Regions from separate parts of the Homo sapiens genome. Here region 1 is linked to region 2. Evidence: read pairs that join two places in POLR2A ChIA-PET (ENCODE). Cell type or tissue: B cell. All regions are shown on one strand. Each heading gives the region's core, and the rest is flanking DNA. Links, peaks and the distances in the headings are about the cores only.

Region 1 (8,341 bases), core at 127-8,126, 110 kb before region 2:
ATTATTATATATGTATTTTTTAGATGGAGTCTCACTCTGTCGCCAGGCTGGAATGCAGTAATTTGATCTCAGCTCACTGCAACCCCCACCTCCCGTGTTCAAGTGATTTTCCTGCCTCAGCCTCCCGAGTAGCTGAGAATACAGGTGGGTGCCACCATGCCCAGCTAATTTTTGTATTTTTAGTAGAGACCAGTTTCACCATGTTGGCCAGGATGGTCTCAATCTCTTGATCTCATGATCCAGCCGCCTCGGCCTCCCAAAGTGCTGGGATTACAGGCGTGAGCCACCGCACCCAGCCATGTTCTATTATATTAAAATCCATCAGTTACTTTGCACTCTGAATAGGTCTTTTTATCTGCGCAATTTTATAACAGCATGTATTGGTCATTTGGAAATTAATAGTTCATTAACACAGTTCTTCCAAATGTTGGCGTATTTCATTATACAATATGAAAAAAATAATATTATCACCATGGACCTCATCAAGAGAGTATGTACAGAAAAGCTGTCACACTCACAGCAGCAGACACAAGTTTTCCAAATATATTTTATTTATTTATTTTTTTAAGAGACTGAGTCTTGCTCTGTCACCCAGGCTGTAGTGCAGTAGTGTAATCACAGCTCACTTCAGGCTCAAACTCCCAGGCTCAAACAATCCTCCCGCTTCAGCCTCTTGGGTAGCTGGAATTACAGGCAAGAGTGACCTTGACTGGCTCAAAATTCCAAACTTCCTTTTTTTTTTTTTTGAGATGAAGTCTCACTCTGTCACCCAGGCTGGAGTTGCAGTGGTGCCATCTTGGCTCACCGCAACCTCTGCCTCCCAGGTTCAAGCAATTCTCCTGCCTCAGTCTCCCAAGTAGCTGGGATTACAGGTGCCCACCATCATGTCTGGCTAATTTTTGTATTTTTAGTAGAGATGGGGTTTCACCATGTTGGCCATGCTGGTCTTGAACTCCTGACCTCAGGCGATCCACCCGCCTTGGCCTCCCAAAGTGTTGGGATTACAGGAGTGGGCCACCGCGCCTGGCCAAAATTCCAATCTTAAAAGCATAAATTTTATCAGTGGCAACAAATACTGTCACTTCATTCATTCAAGACAGTATCTGCCAAGGACTCAAGTCTGAATAACCATAGTTTGCCAGTTGTTCTTTCAAGGATAAATGATGTTCTATAAAAATGGTGGCCAATCCAAACAATTTCACAAGTGCCTTTGCTTGAGACAACCATCACTGTCTCAAAACGAGGCAGAAGTGCTTTATATTTACCTCCCATTTCATCATACACCAAAAAGATATATGCTCAAAGGTCAAGATTTAACAAAAATTAATTCTACTTCATCAAGGATATTCTTGAGGAAAATTATTTTAGTTTTCTCTTGTGAGTACATGGTGGTAAATACAATGACTACTAGTCCAGCTTGGTTCCATTGTCTTGATTCATGCTAAGGTCAGCAATTTTACATACCATTGCTTCTGTACCATCAGTACAAGCATCAACATAGTGAAAAAGGCAAATGTCTTAGAATTATTATGAAAAGTTTTGACCTTCTGGTCAAAAAAACTCCCTAGGTGGTGGTCAGTGGGGATCCACATGTTGAAAACCACTGAGAAACAATTACATTTGGTGAGAATTTACATGCCATACAATGGGATGCTTCTATTATGTATTCATTTGCTCCTTGCAATAATCTTAAAAGACATTTTTTAAACTGTAAGAAAATTTAGGTGGAACCAAAAGACAAATCCAAATGTTTCTATAATTACAAAGCTTTCCATCGCTATGTTTAAGATTTGGCTCTGATATATTTGTCATATTATCAAGGGCAGGTCATTAAACTCTGCTTCCTTACCTGTAAAATGATAATAGTTACCTACATAGCTTGCCCTCTTCATAATATTGTACAAGGTTCACAAGAAGGAAAACAGTACTCTAAAATTTTTCTTAAACTATTTTAAGTATGATGAAACGAACAAAACTCAATTCCGAGAATAAAAAAATCCTTGAGGTTCAAAAAGATAGTCACTTTAAGTGACTGTGAAAATGTACCTATGTTTTAAAACAGGTGAAAAACAGATAAAACCAGATTTAATACTACTTCACTGAAATCACACAACTACTTGATTTAATCTAGTCTTTTCCCACCATTTCCTTTTGAGCTCTCAAGCATATCTGCCTGTAGCAAGTTCTCATCTGCACACGTCCTAGAAAAGCCAAAAGCAAATTCTCTACTCTGAAAAACTGAGGCCAAGAAGGCCACATCCTGTGATAAAGCCAAGGACGCATAATTTCAAGTCCAAGGATCTCTAGAAGAATTCGTGTAGCTGCACATCCATTATAGCTCAATATAACACAATGCAGAGTGAATATAAATCTAAGACTGACACACACACACCTCCCCCAAACCAAGATTATTGTCAAAAGTATCGGAGGCCAGGTGCGATGGCTCACGCCTGTAATCCCAGCACTTTGGGAAGCCGGGGAGGGCAGATCACTTGAGGTCAGGAGCTCGAGAGCAGCCTGGCCAACCATGGCGAAACCTCATCTCTATTAAAAACACAAAAATTAGTGGGGCATGGTGGCACGTGCCTGTAGTCCCAGCTACTTGGGAGGCTGAGGCAGAAGAATCACTTAAACCTGAGAGGTGAAGGCTGCAGTGAGATGAGATCATGCCACTGCTCTCCAGCCGGGGCAACAGAGTGAGACCCCATCTCAAAAAAAAAAGTATCTGAGTAGTTGTTTTTCCTTTTTTCTTTTTTTTTGGGGGGTAGGGGGGCAGAGTCTCGCTCTGCCGCCCAGACTGGAGTGCAGTGGTGCGATCTGGGCTCACTGCAACCTCCACTTCCTGGGTTCAAGTGATTCTCCTGCCTCAGCCTCCCAAGTTGCTGGGATTACAGGCGCCCACCACCATGCCCAGCTAATTTTTGTATTTTTAGTAGAGACAGGGTTTCACCACATTGGCCAGGCTGGTCTCAAACTCCTGACCTTGTGATCCTCCCACAGTGCTGGGATTACAGGTGTGAGCCACCAAGCCCAGCCAGTTGAAGTTTTTTTAAATGCCCTTCTATTATCCTCAGGATATGTCTCAAAAAGTTTAAATTATAGAAAAAAATCTGTAAATCCCAAAGAACACTACAACTCAGCATTAATCCTAAAACTGTTGGGGTTATCTCTTTTACTAGTGGGAAACATGCAGTTTACTGTGCAACTAGCCAAAGGCCTGCTAATGCTGATGGGACCATTAGCCTCAACCATGGTTCTACTGCAGAAATGAAAACCACCTTACCAAAGCCAACTTTTTGGGCATTAAAATTTCAAAGCATCTCAATGCTGTTCAGAGGGCAAATAGGCTATATTAGACATTAAGAAAGAAATTATCAGTTGAAATTAAGAATATATATGTGAGAGATTACAGAAAAGCTTAAGACAAACTAGAAATTCTTAAATTCAAACTGCCACTAAAATGGAAGGCAGTGCATCAGTAGTTCCTGAGCTATGTGTACTGTATTCTCTCCCCCACGAAGAGATAATCTGCATGAAAACAATAAGTGAAACATTTTTGAAACAGCTCTTTCATCTGACTTCTACAGAAGAGGTAAAATGTGTCATCACTAAATTTGCTTAGCTGGTTTTAAGCCTTGCCCACAACGTCTGAGGAAATGACTCAGCAAGACTCAGCCCATATGTTAACCAGAGTTAAGCGATTAACACAATTAAAGTTAAGCACACATTTCTCAAACACGCCCAATTTACAGATAAAGAAAGAGGCTCAGAGTTTAAATGACTTGCTCAAGCTCACAAACCAAATTAACTATGATCAGAACTCTGTCTCTTGGCTCAGGATTGTCTGATGTATTTGGCACTAAAAAGATCACCTCAAAAAAAAAATTAAAGGCTCACTGTCACAGTCACTGACAGGTATTTTCACATATAATCGCTCATAATCCTTAAAGATTAAATAGTATACAGTAAGAGTTTAAACACATCTTTGATAAGTCTTTAATTAGAAAATTCCAACTCCAATCCATTTTCCACATTTTCTGGGCCAACCATCTTTTAAAAATTGAATCTAACCATGTCACATCCCTGCTCAAACCTTCCATGGAATTCGAATCCTTAGCATGGACTACCAGGCTCTGCACAATCTGGCTCAAACCCACGTCTTCAACATCTATTGCTTCTGCTAGCCTCACAAGTCACATTTGCAACACACATCATCTTTCAGTTCTTTGAACTCAAAAAGCTCCTTTACTAAGGACCTTTTTGTGCCCACTTCCTCTGCCTGGAATGATGTTCTTCTACCTAACTTCTAATCATATCTCATGTAGCAGTATAAATGTCATTTCCCCAGGACAGCATTCTCTAGGCCACCTGACCATCCTCTGAAATAGATTAATTAATAACCTGTTTATTCTCATTTTACTAACTAGAGAACTACTCTGGTTTGATGTTTCTGTTTACTTGATGAACATATATCAACCCCCCAGCAAATTCTGCTGCAAGTATGGTGACCATAAGTCTGTTTGACCTCAAGTCTTCATTTATGATTGGTGTTTCCAAACATCGTGTACAAATCTACTGTCTTAGACTTTACATTTTTAACAAAGTTGCATCAAAATAAGTATTGATGGTTTCACAGACATTGAATTGGTGTTTCTAACTTCTGACAAGGTCTTACACAGTAGTCATGTGAGATGTGCATTGTAAACAGCTATCACATTTTAACACATGATTAAATCTAACAAGATGACTAGTGGTAGTCTGCCTCTTTTCTTAACCCTTTACAAATTTGAAACAATTGACATTTTCCTTTTTAGGACACCAAGTCAATATCAAGTATGGTAACAGGCAGCTAACTCCCTCCTTCAGGTGTTGACAGTTGCTGGAAGGAGAATATTCAAGGCTGTTGCCCCCATCCATCATCTGTGCCATGGCCAGTTCCTCAGCCAACAAGAAGCCATCAAAATACTGTCAGTGAGATCAGTAGGAAACATGGAAAAAATATGTACATAGGAAATGTGTATGAGTGGTCCTTTCATAGAGTATGCAGATACAGTATAAACCCCTTTTGCTACAATGACCTTTTCATTGTTACACAGTGTATATCTACAACTAATCTATGTATTTTTAAATAAGCCCTTTAGATAGCAATGCACTCAAGTATATATTTAAAGTGGTAACAATGACTTCAAGCAGCAAATCTGAAGAAGCATCAACATTTGGCTAGGTGAGGTGGTCCACACTTGTAAACCTAGCACTTTGGAAGGCCACGGCAGGAGGATCACTTGAGCCCAGGAGTTTGAGACCTGCTTGGGCAACATAGGGAGACCCCGTCTCTACAAAAAATACAAAAAATAGAGCGGCATGGTGGCTCACACCTATAATCCCAGCACTTTGGGAGGCTGAGGCAGGTGGATCACTTGAGGTCAGGAGTTCGAGACCAGCCTGGCCAATGTGGATAAACCCCATCTCTACTAAAATACAAAAATTAGCCTGGCGTGGTGGCATGTGCCTGTAGTCCCAGCTACTCAAGAGGCTGAGGCAGAAGAATCACTTGAACCTGGGAGGTGGAGGCTGCAGTGAGCCGAGATTGTGCCACCGCACTTCAGCCTGGGTGACAGAGTGAGACTCCGTATCAAAAAAAAAAAAAAAAAAAAAAATTGATGGCATGGTTTTGCTGTGTCCCCACCCAAATGTCATCTTGAACTGTAGTTCCCATAATCCCCAAGTGTCATGGGAAGGACCCGGTGGGAGGTAATTGAAACACAGGGGTGGTTACCTCCATGCTGTTCTCATGATAGCGAGTTCTCACAAGATCTGATGGTTTTGTAAGGGGCTTCGCTCCTCTCATTCTCTCTCCTGCCGCCCTGCCTTCCACCATGACTGTAAGTTTCCTGAGGCCTCCCCAGCCATGAGGAACTGTGAGTCAATCAAACCTCTTTTCTTTATAAATTACCCAGTCTCTGGTATTTCTTCATAGCAGCATGAGAACAGACTAATACAATCAACATTTAATTCAAAGGCAATAAGCAGTTATTGTAAAATTGTGTCTGAAAATGACAATACATGCAGCTGTAAAAGATGCCTTTACAAAACATTCTATGAAACATAACTTGTAATTAGATCCAATGACTGTTCTTCTAAATTAATCTTTTTTTTTCAATTCCAAGTTTTCTTGTCCACTGGAAAAAAAAATCGGTAATTGTTCATGTTGGCTTCACTAGCAGAAATTCCCAGAGACAACTGATGCAAGTTTATCACTATCATGAGACCTCTTCCATAGAAAAACCATCATCACATTAACTGCTTGATTTCTTTCATCCAATTCATGGAATCAAAATAAAGCTTTTGAAAGTTAACTCTGTTCAAAGTAAAACATCTCATATTACTGTGTATGTTGTGAATTGTTTAAAAACATGTAACACTGAAGATAAAATTTTTGTTTTAGTGATGATGAGAATACAAATATTGGTTAAGTAGACTGTCATGGTAAAAACAATATTCCCACTAAGCTAAAACAAAAAAAGGATAAAACAAAAAATATACTTGAAATGATTATGGAGTATACATTACTCATAACTATATGCAAAAAGACTATAATATTTTACCAACTGAAAGATACGCTGTAGATGTGGAAATGTACAAATATACATAGTAACTGAACTATAAAATCTGTGATCAAGATGACAATTTACATATTAAATACATATAAATGACAGCATGTGATTTCTGTTACATGTCAATGATATTTTTGGAAATGTTTGAGCCTTTGAAGAACTACTTCATAAATCAACTTAAGTGTCCTACAATGGTATCAAGTTTTATAAATGAGTCTTCTGATTTTTGGTTGAATGTTTTTTAAAATCATTAAATATTTTCTAATCAGTTGGAAATATTCAATCAAAGTATTCAATAAACTGAAGTGCCACAAAAAAAAAACCTTCAGGTTTTGAAGTCTTTGGCAAACTGTAGTTGTTGAAAACAAAAGCTTGCAAACAGGGAAGTGCCAAATGAAAGTGTTGACCATTTCCAACTTATCAACCATAAAATACAACTTAGAGGGCTGTAAAAAATTATATTAAATATATATAGCCATACTGGAGAAAACAATCCAGAAAAACACAAGGAACATGGCATTAGAGATACAGCTAATAAAGGCACATGAAAATGCACAAAGAATGATTCTACCTGGGTCATGTTTTTTTTTTCTTTTTCTTTTTTTCTTTCTTCTTAGAGTCATGTTTTTAACAAGCACTGCTGTTTGGTCAGTCAACAAACACACTGAATACTCACTATGGGCACAATGAAAAACTGAGAATGCCTAATGGCTGGAATGACCATGTGACTTATTATCCAAACTGAAACACTCTTTTAAAGAGCCAGCGTCTTGCTCTGTCACCCAGGCTACAGAGCCTGCAGTGGCGCGATCAGAGCTCACTGCAGCCTCTAACTCCTGGGCTGAAGAGATCCTCCTGCCTCAGCCTCCTGAGTGGCTGGGATTACAGGTACACACCACCATACCCAGCTAAGACAGTGAGTGTGTGCGCACATGTGTGGAGACAGGAGTCTTGCTAGGTTGACTACACTGGTCTCCGACTCCTGGCTTCAAGAGATCCTCCCACTTCAGCCTCCCAAAGTGCTGGGATTACAGGCATGAGCCACCACACCCAGCCCAAACTGAAACATTCTTGAAAGAGAAAGAGGGTGTTAAAATGATTACATAATTTGTTGAAATATTTGTTCATCTGTTGAATAATTTGTTCATTTTTACTTATTTAAAAACTATTTTCAGGCTGTGCACAGTGGCTCCCAGCACTGTAACCCCAGCATTTTGGGAGGCCAAAGCAGGCAGTTCACTTGAGCTCAGGAGTTTGAGACCACCCTGGGCAACATGGTGTACACCCCATCTCTACAAAAAATGAAAAAAAAAATTTTTTTTTCCCAAAAAATTAGCCAGGCGTGGTGGCACACCCCTGTAGTCCCAGCTACTCAGGAGGCTGAGGTGGGAGGATTGCTTGAGCCCAGAAGTGGAGGTTGCAATGAGCAGAAATGCATCCCAGCCTGGGTGGCAGAATGAGACCCCACCTCAAAATACAAAAACAAACACTCTACAAAAACTATTTTCAAAAACAGTTGTATTCATTAAAGCAAAAATAAACGTCTGCAATCACCAAAGCAAAAGCTTCTGTGCTTATACATCCTTGGCTTTATCACAGGATTTGGACCTCATTATTATTTATTAATTACAAAGGGGAAGAGTACTTTCAATGAAGAAATATGGCAGGCTATATCCTACCAAAAAGCTCAAATTTATTATCTCCAAAAATAGAACAAAAGGACATTA
Region 2 (8,341 bases), core at 322-8,321:
GCAGGGCTGGCAGAGAAACACAGGGGCATTGGACAGACGGGTGGAGTGATAGTGGCCAGTTAGTCATCGTCCAGGATTCTCTTTATGGAGCCCAGGGCCCAGCCCGCAGGAGAGATTGTGAAGCAGAGTTCTAGGTCCACAGAGGAGATCCAACGCGGAAGCAGATGAGCAGAAACCAGCCCAGGAGCTGGTCTTGAGACTCCTGTAATGGGGAAGAGGGAGGAAGGAGGGCTGGGACTTGGGGACTCAGCAGTCATGCTTGGCTAATGCATCAGACCCCAGGCCTGACTGGCAGCTCAAATTATGCCTGATAGTGTCCAGGTGGCTTCAAGAACTGGGTGAGTTGGTAGCCTTTGAGTGAGAAGGACTTGGGCCTAGGTGTGGATAGCTGGGGAAGGTGGAGGCTGAATAAACAAAAAATTTCATTTTGAATCTGAGGTCCATCTCTTCACTTGAAAATCACCAAAAAAATTAGCCGGCATGCTGGCACATGCCTGTAGTTCCAGCTACTCAGAAGGCTGAGGTGGGAAGATCTTTTGAGCCCAGGAGCTGGAGGCTGCAGTGAGCTCTGATCATGCCACTACATTCCAGCCTGGGCAACAGAGCAAGACCCCGTCTCTAATGGAAAAAGAAAAATCACCAAAAAGTTTTTAAAAACACAATATAGAGTATGTTGGGAAAGGAAAGCTCAGGCCTCCACAAAGACCACCTTAAAGGTATGGAGAATATAAAATGAATGCAGAGGCTCGATTTTATATCTATTATTATAACAAATGTTTATTTTTATTTTATTTTATTTATTTTATTTTTGAGACAGAGTCTTGCTCTGTGGCCCAGGCTAGAGTACAGTGGTGCTATCTCAGCTCACTGTAACCTCTGGCGATTCTTGTGCCTCAGCCTCCTGAGTAGCTGGGATTCCAGGTGCACGCCACCATGCCCAGCTAATTTCTGTCTTTTTAGTAGAGATGAGATTTTGCCATGTTGGCCAGGCTAGTCTCAAACTCCTGGCCTCAAATGATGCACCTGCCTAGGTCTCCGAAAGTGTTGGGATTACAGGTATGAGCCACTGTGCCTAGCCATAACAAATTTTTAAAATAATAATACTTCATGCGGAGCCAGGGATGGTGGCTCACGCCTGTAATCCCAGCACTTTGGGATGCTGAGGTGGGCGGATCACAAGGTCAGCAGTTTGAGACCAGCCTGGCCAACATAGTGAAACCCCATCTCTACTAAAAATACAAAAATTAGCCAGGTGTGGTGGTACACATCTGTAATCCCAGCTACTCAGGAGGCTGAGGCAGGAGAGTCGCTTGAACCTGGGAGGCAGAGGTTGCAGTGAGCCGAGATCACGCCACTGCACTCTAGCCTGGGCAACGAAGTGAGACTCTGTCTCAAAATAATAATAATAATAATAATAATAATAATAATAATAATAATACTTCATGCCTATGATGCTGTAATAAAAATGGTTCCATTATTTACTGCTGGCAGTAGTTTAAGTCATTAGAATGATAATTGACAATATGTTCCAAGATACACAAAATGTTTATAACCCTTTGTCCTCTTCTGAAATTCCTTTCTAAGAAAGTCACCTAAAAAAGCAAAAAATTAGGCTGGGAGTGGTGGCTCACACCTGTGATCACAGCACTTTGAGAGGCTGAGGCAGGTGGATCCCTTGAGCCAGCCTGGGCAACATGGCAAAACCCTGTCTCTACAATAAAATACAAAAATTAGCCAGGCGTGGTGGTGGGTGCCTGTGGTCCCAGCTACTCAGGAGGCCAAGGCAGAAGAATCATTTGAACCTGGGAGGCGGGAGGTTTCAGTGAGCTGAGAGTGCACCACTGCACTCCAGCCTGGGTGACAGAGTGAGACTCTATCTTTAAAAAAAAAAAAAAAAAAAAAAAAAATATATATATATATATATATATACACACACACATACATACACACACACACATATATGCATATATATACATATACATGTATCTATGTACACATGTATATGTATATATATGCATATATGTGTGTGTATGTGTGTATATATATTTATATATTTATATATTATATATTATATATTATATATTATATATATTATATATTATATATTATATATATTATATATTATATATTATATATTATATATATTATATATTATATATTATATATTATATGTATTATATATTATATATATTATATATTATATATATTTTATATTATATATATTTTATATATTATATATATTATATATTATATTATATATTATATATTTTATATATTTTATATATTATATATATTATATATTATATAATATATATTATATATATAACATATATTTTATATATATATTATATTATATATATATTAGGTAAAGTGGAAATAGCAAGACATAAGCTTGTGTTTATACTATGTCCATAGAGGTGAAAAAAGGGCCAGGCACAGTGGCTCATGCCTGTAATCCCAGCACTTTGGGAGGCTGAGGTGGGTGGATCACCATAGGTCGGGAGTTCAAGACCAGCCTGACCAACATGGAGAAACCCTGTCTCTACAAAACTACAAAATTAGCCGGGTGTGGTGGTGCGCGCCTGTAATCCCAGCTACTTGGAAGGCTGAGACAGGAGACTCATTTGAACCCAGGAGGTGGAGGTTGCGTGAGCCGAGATCGTGCCATTGCACTCCAGCCTGGGCAACAAGAGCGAAACTCCGTCTCAAAAAAACAAAAACAAACAAAAAAAAACCAGGGAAAATGAAAGAAACCAAGTAGCCATGGTAGGGAATATGTGGCATTTGTCATTTTATTTCTTTGGTGATTTTGATGTTTGTGCAATTCTTTTTTTCTGAAAGGAGAGAAAGACAATAAAGGGTTAAAAACGTGTCCCCAGAATTCTTTAATAGACTGGTATTTCCTCCAGGGTTAACTCTTGAAGTAACAAATTTCGTAAATGTATTACCTTCTATAAACAGTAAAACTCCTTTTCGTTTGTCCTAAAAACTGCTGCTGTCAAACCTCAAGACGTGAGCTCTTACTCTATGTGCCAGGATGGATTGGAAAAGCCTGGATCTTTCCTTTTCATCCCCAGTTTTGATTGTTTCATTTCCAGACTTATCCTCTTAACTTTTCTTTGTCTTTTCAGAACAGAGTCTTTTTTTTTTTTTTTTGAGATGGAGTCTCATTCTGTTACCCAGGCAGGAGTGCAGTGGCACGATTTCAGCTCACTGCAACCTCCGCCTCGGGTTCAAGCGATTCTCCTGCCTCGGCCTCCCAAAGTGCTGGGATTACAGGCTTGAGCCACTGCGCCCGGCCTAAGCCTCCCTTCTCTTGATCTTCTCTCTGCTTTATGTCTCTGGAGATGCAGTAAGAGAACTACACACAGTACTCCCAATTCAGCCACATCATGGTTTTATATGAGGGTACAATGTTTTGTTTCTAAAAAGCCTTCATGATGGTGCCTGGGCAGATGCTACTGACTTTTTTAGCTGTGGCAGCATATTCAGCCAGTGTCTTCTGGGAACAGTGGAGTGTTACTCCTCCTCCTCCTCCCCTTTTTAGGGCTTATAATTGATTGCCCATGGCTATCATTTAATTAGTAGAGTTAGGATTCCTTTTCCCCAAAATGTAAAATTGTAATTGATGCTCATCTGCCATTTTTTGTCAGCTCACATAGGCTAGAAATTCTGTTGTACTTTACCACCTAGGAGGATTTGGGGGTGTCTGTGAAGTTGGGTATTTCACCCATGCACTCCTTCTTGCACAGCTTCAGAGATTAGTCCTGTTGTTTCACACTTGAGTGCTTTCCATCCAGAGAAATACCTGTTTATTTCTGTTTCCTTTCCCTAGTTCACTTCCCCTTTCTCCATCTCTTCACTCCCCATGTAACTTTGAATAACCTCTGATGTGCAGCCTTGCCAGGAGTGCTTTAACCTCCAGAGTTCTGGTCATTGGCTTCCCCATGTGCTGTAATAACCTATTCCGTCCCATTCTGAAAGAACTCTCAGAGATTAGTCAGACACCATTTCCTCTTGCCGGAAACATGTTGATTTCCTTTAGCAGGTTCTGCTTCCTAAAGGAGTCACCACAGCCCCTGCAATAGGAAGAGCTTGGGCTTTGGAGCCAGGCAGGCCTAGGCCAGGTCTCCATTTAAGTTTTTTGTTTTTAATTCTCTTTCTTTTTTTGAGACAGGGTCTCACTGTTGCCCAAGCTAAAGTGCATTGGCGCAATCTCAGCTCACTGCAGCCTCAACCTCCCAGGCTCAAGTGATCCGCCTGCCACAGCCTTGCGAGTAGCTGGGACCACAGGCCCACACCACCATGCCTGACCCATTTTTATATTTTTTATAGAGACGGGTTTTGCCATGTTACTTGGGCTGGTCTTGAACTCCTGGACTCAAGGGATCTGCCCACTTCAGCCTCCCAAAGTGCTGCAATTACAGGCATAAGCCATCCTGCTCAGCTGGATCTCCATTTAAATTTAATGAGAGGCATATAACTATCATTTTTCCAGTGAAAGCTCACAGATGGTTATCTGCCAAGCAGTGTGCTAAGTCCAGGGACCCTGAGATACGAGTAAGATATGATTGCTGTCCTAAGGGAGCTTACAGGCGAGAGAGCATGTAAACGAATAATGATTCTATCATGAGAAATAGTAGGAATATGGCCTGGTTACTGAGGGGGCCATCATGTGACCTTGGATGGGTTATATAACCTCTGTGAGCTTTCACTGGAAAAATGATAGTGCTAATAATATGCATGCCCCTTACACCAGTCCTTTTCAGACATTTATGTGCATCCAAATTACCTGGGAATCTCAGTACAATATGGATCTCAATTCACTAGGTCTGAATTTCTTATTTGATTTGCTTATTTATTTTTGAGATAGGGCGTTGCTATGTTGCCCAAGCTGATCTTGAACCCCTGGGCTCAAGCGATCCTCCTGCCTCAGCCTCCCAAACAATGGGGACCACAGGCATAAGCCACCACACCTGGCTCTGGAGTGTTACAAAATCTCCCCAGGTGTTTCTAACATGCAGTGATATTTGAGAGCAAGTGTCTTTTGATTATAAAGAATAAAGAATGCTAGAGCCACATAAAATGCTGGGGAAAATGAAGGGTCTCAGGGTTGAAATGGACAAGCGTGTCCCAGATTCAGAGGCCAGGCCAGACAGCAGGCTCCTGAAGACCTGTGACCCAGTAGTTAGGGGATCAGGTATCCATGGTCCACAACAGTAGGGGCCTCCTCCATGTGGTTCTTCTCTTTTCTCTCACACCCACCCCACCCCTCCTGCCAGGTTCCCCAGATGATCGGGCCCCATGACAGTGAGTGTGGATTGATGAATGGGAGGAGAAACTGGGATAAAGAGAGCCCAAGGTGGCCGGGTGCAGTGGCTCACACCTGTAATCCCAGCACTTTGGGAGGCTGAGGCAGGCGGATCACTTGAGGTCAGGAGTTCGAGACCAGCCTGGCCAACACGGCAAAACCCCATCTCTACTAAAAATAGAAAAATTAGCTGGGTGTGGTGGCATGTGCCTGTAGTCTCAGCTACGTGGGAGGCTGAGGCAGGAGAATCGCTTGAACGTGGCAGGTGAAGGTTGCAGTGAGCCAAGATCGCGCCACTGCAGAAAAAAAAGAGAGCCCAAGGAAGGGACCTGGAACCCACTCTGGGACAACCCCCAAGGATTCTGTTTGGTTCATCAAATACGTATTGAGCACTTGTTATCTGCCAAGCACTGAGCTAAGTCCAGGGACCCAGAGATATGAGTAAGATATGACTGCTGCCATGAGGGAGCTCACAGGGGGGACAGCATGTAAATGAATAATTATTCTATTATGAGAAATAGTAGGAATATGGCCTGGTTACTGAGGGGGCCCGAAAGAGCAATTTCAAGGGGATCAGGGAAAATTTCCCAATGGTCAAGGTGTGTCTTGCAGAAAAAGTGGCAGTTTTCCAGTTAGATGTGGAGTGGGAGGAGGAACCCAGGTGCTTGTGAAATGCCATGGCCCATTGAGGGAGCTGGAATTCTTTTTTTTCTTTTTTGAGACGGAGTTTTGCTCTTGTTGCCCAGGCTGGAGTACAATGGCGTGATCTCGGCTCACCACAACCTCCGCCTCCCGTGTTCAAGCGATTCTCCTGCCTCAGCCTCCTGAGTAGCTGGGATTACAGGCATGTGCCATTATGCCCAGCTAATTTTGTATTTTTAGTAGAGATGGGGTTTCTCCATGTTGGTCAGACTGGTCTCGAACTCCCAACCTCAGGTGATCCGCCTGCCTTGGCCTCCCAAAGTGCCGGGATTACAGGCGCTAGCCACCGCACCGGGCCCCCAGGGAGCTGGAATTCTCTTGGTGAGGCTGGAGTACAGAGCATACGCAGAGCATGAATAGTAAGAGGAACCGGGAGGCCAGGCCAGCTCCCGGGGCCTGTCACTGCAGCTGACCTTGGATTTCATCCTGTAAGGAATGGAGGTCCATTCAGTAGTTTGAAGCCAAGGAGCAAGCATTCAGAGTTGTGCTGTTTTTTGTTTTTTGTTTTTTGTGATGAAGTCTCACTCTGGCACCCAGGCTGGAGTGCAGTGGCGTGATCTCGGCTCACTGCAGCCTCTGCCTCCCTAGTTCAACCGATTCTCCTGCCTCAGCCTCCTGAGTATCTAGGACTACAGGTGCACGCCACCACACCCAGCTAATTTTTGTCTTTTTAGTAGAGCTGGGGTTTCTCCATTTTGGCCAGGCTGGTATCGAACTCCTGACCTCAGATGATCCGCCCACCTCAACTTCCCAAAGTGCTGGGATTACGGGCATGAGCCACCGTCCCCAGCCCAGGGTTGTGTTTTTAGTGGATCTGCCTGGGTGTCATGTGGCAGAGGGGTGGAAGGGGACACTGAGGCAGTGGGGAGACCACAGCAGTGGTCCAGGAGAGTTGTGGGGGCTGCAATGAAGCCAGCAGGTAGCAGTGAGAATGAAAAATGGGGGGTGGTGGGAGCCGCACTGAGGAGCAGATTTGATGGCCTTGACTCACTGGCCAGATGCAACGGATGAGAGGCAGGGCAGGGATGAGGCGAGGCAGGTGAGTCGCTGAGGATGCAGTGTAAGGGATTCTTCCCTCTCATGGTCCTGCAAATGCTGACCTGGAGTGTGAAGGAGGAGCCTAGGATGGGTTTAGGTCTGTGGCAAGGCAATGCGGTAAGAGGGGAGATCATTAACCAGGAGCGCAGGCGGCTGCAGTGTGGCAGCATGGACAGCCTCCAGGGCTCAAGGCCTCTTCCTCCTGCCTTGGCCTCTGAGGCTGTGTGGGGCTGGAATGAAGCTCGTGCCTCTCTGGCGGGCCCAACTTGCTCAGCGTCTTTGGGTGACAAAGCCTCACACAGCCCATTCCTTGACCTCCCAAAAGCCACTGTTAACCCCTGTCTGGCTGTGTTCCCAATGATGTGGCTCTTACAGGTGGTCTCCTGCTCCCCAAGTCTGACAGCACCCCCTGCTTTGAGATCCCTCAGGTAGGTCAGCTGTTTCCACTGGGAAAAATTCCAGTGGAGAAGCAGCCAGCTTTTTCCACTGGTTCAAGGTGATTTCAACCTTCCAGGAGGCCCGTGATGAAGCCAGAGGACAACTGGGTACCCTGGGACAGCACCTTCTTCTTATTTTATTTTCATTTTCTAAAATTTCAAATCGGGCACCCCCCCAAACCAGAATAGGTTTTGAAAGGCTGCCGACAGCACCCTCTTGAAAATACATTTTATGTAGTCACAGTTTACACAAATCTGACATTATTTCAGCTTCAGATTCCAAAGCACTGACTAGGGGCTTTCACAGAGTGAGACTGGGGGTACGAGGTTCAAATCTCTCCTCTTTGCTACTCAATAGCTGCATGGCCTTAGGCTGGTCATTCTCAATGTCTTCATTTATTAAATGCGGAGGAGAATAGTCCCTCTTAGGGGGGGATGGAAACCATGGTGTTAAAGGCTTAGCTCAGCATCTAATAGATACTTAGCGCTCCACAAATGTTTGCCAGCCATCCTGGAACATAGGCGGTGTTCCAATATTGTAGATGACAGACCTGAAGGGATTAATTTGCCCAAAGCCTCGAGGTAAGTGGGTAGAACCAAGTCTTCCCGGCCCTCTCCAAAGCTCCTGCTGTGCTGGGCCCGTGCTGTTCCTTCTTGCTGTGCAGTCTGCTCCCTTTGGCTTTTCTTCTGCTTTCCACATCAGCTGAAGATTTAGACCCTTTCCTGCTGCCTGTGTTGAGAGCTGTCTTCCTGAGTTGGAAGCCAGTTAGCTAAAGGCTGGGCTACCTGGTGACTGTATCTTATCTTTCCCAATCCTCAACACCAGCTGGGTCCTGGTTGCCAGGATTAGGTT

Evidence for each region. Peaks named below come from ENCODE experiments on the same cell type or tissue, not always from the same donor. Only the 100,000 strongest peaks of a DNase experiment are listed, where the experiment ranks them.
Region 1: POLR2A ChIA-PET joins it to region 2 with 11 read pairs; 4 of 35 experiments call an interaction of 5 or more read pairs at or near these places.

What each region holds. Positions count from the first base shown.
Region 1 is chr2:26,064,094-26,072,434 of GRCh38, reverse strand. All of the region lies in intron 1 of RAB10 (RAB10, member RAS oncogene family), which reads right to left. LOC105374333 (a long non-coding RNA gene) reads right to left here. Exons shown (of 2, transcript XR_939851.3): 1 at 1-8,341. Among named protein-coding and RNA genes, the nearest start is that of RAB10, 34 kb to the right of the region's middle. RefSeq lists an enhancer at 3,688-3,737. In B cell, for the core only: no CTCF peak of the experiment used is centred there; no DNase peak of the experiment used is centred there; H3K27ac peaks cover 701 bases.
Region 2 is chr2:25,956,763-25,965,103 of GRCh38, reverse strand. The region is part of intron 1 of KIF3C (kinesin family member 3C); the gene reads left to right. Among named protein-coding and RNA genes, the nearest start is that of KIF3C, 22 kb to the left of the region's middle. In B cell, for the core only: no CTCF peak of the experiment used is centred there; no DNase peak of the experiment used is centred there.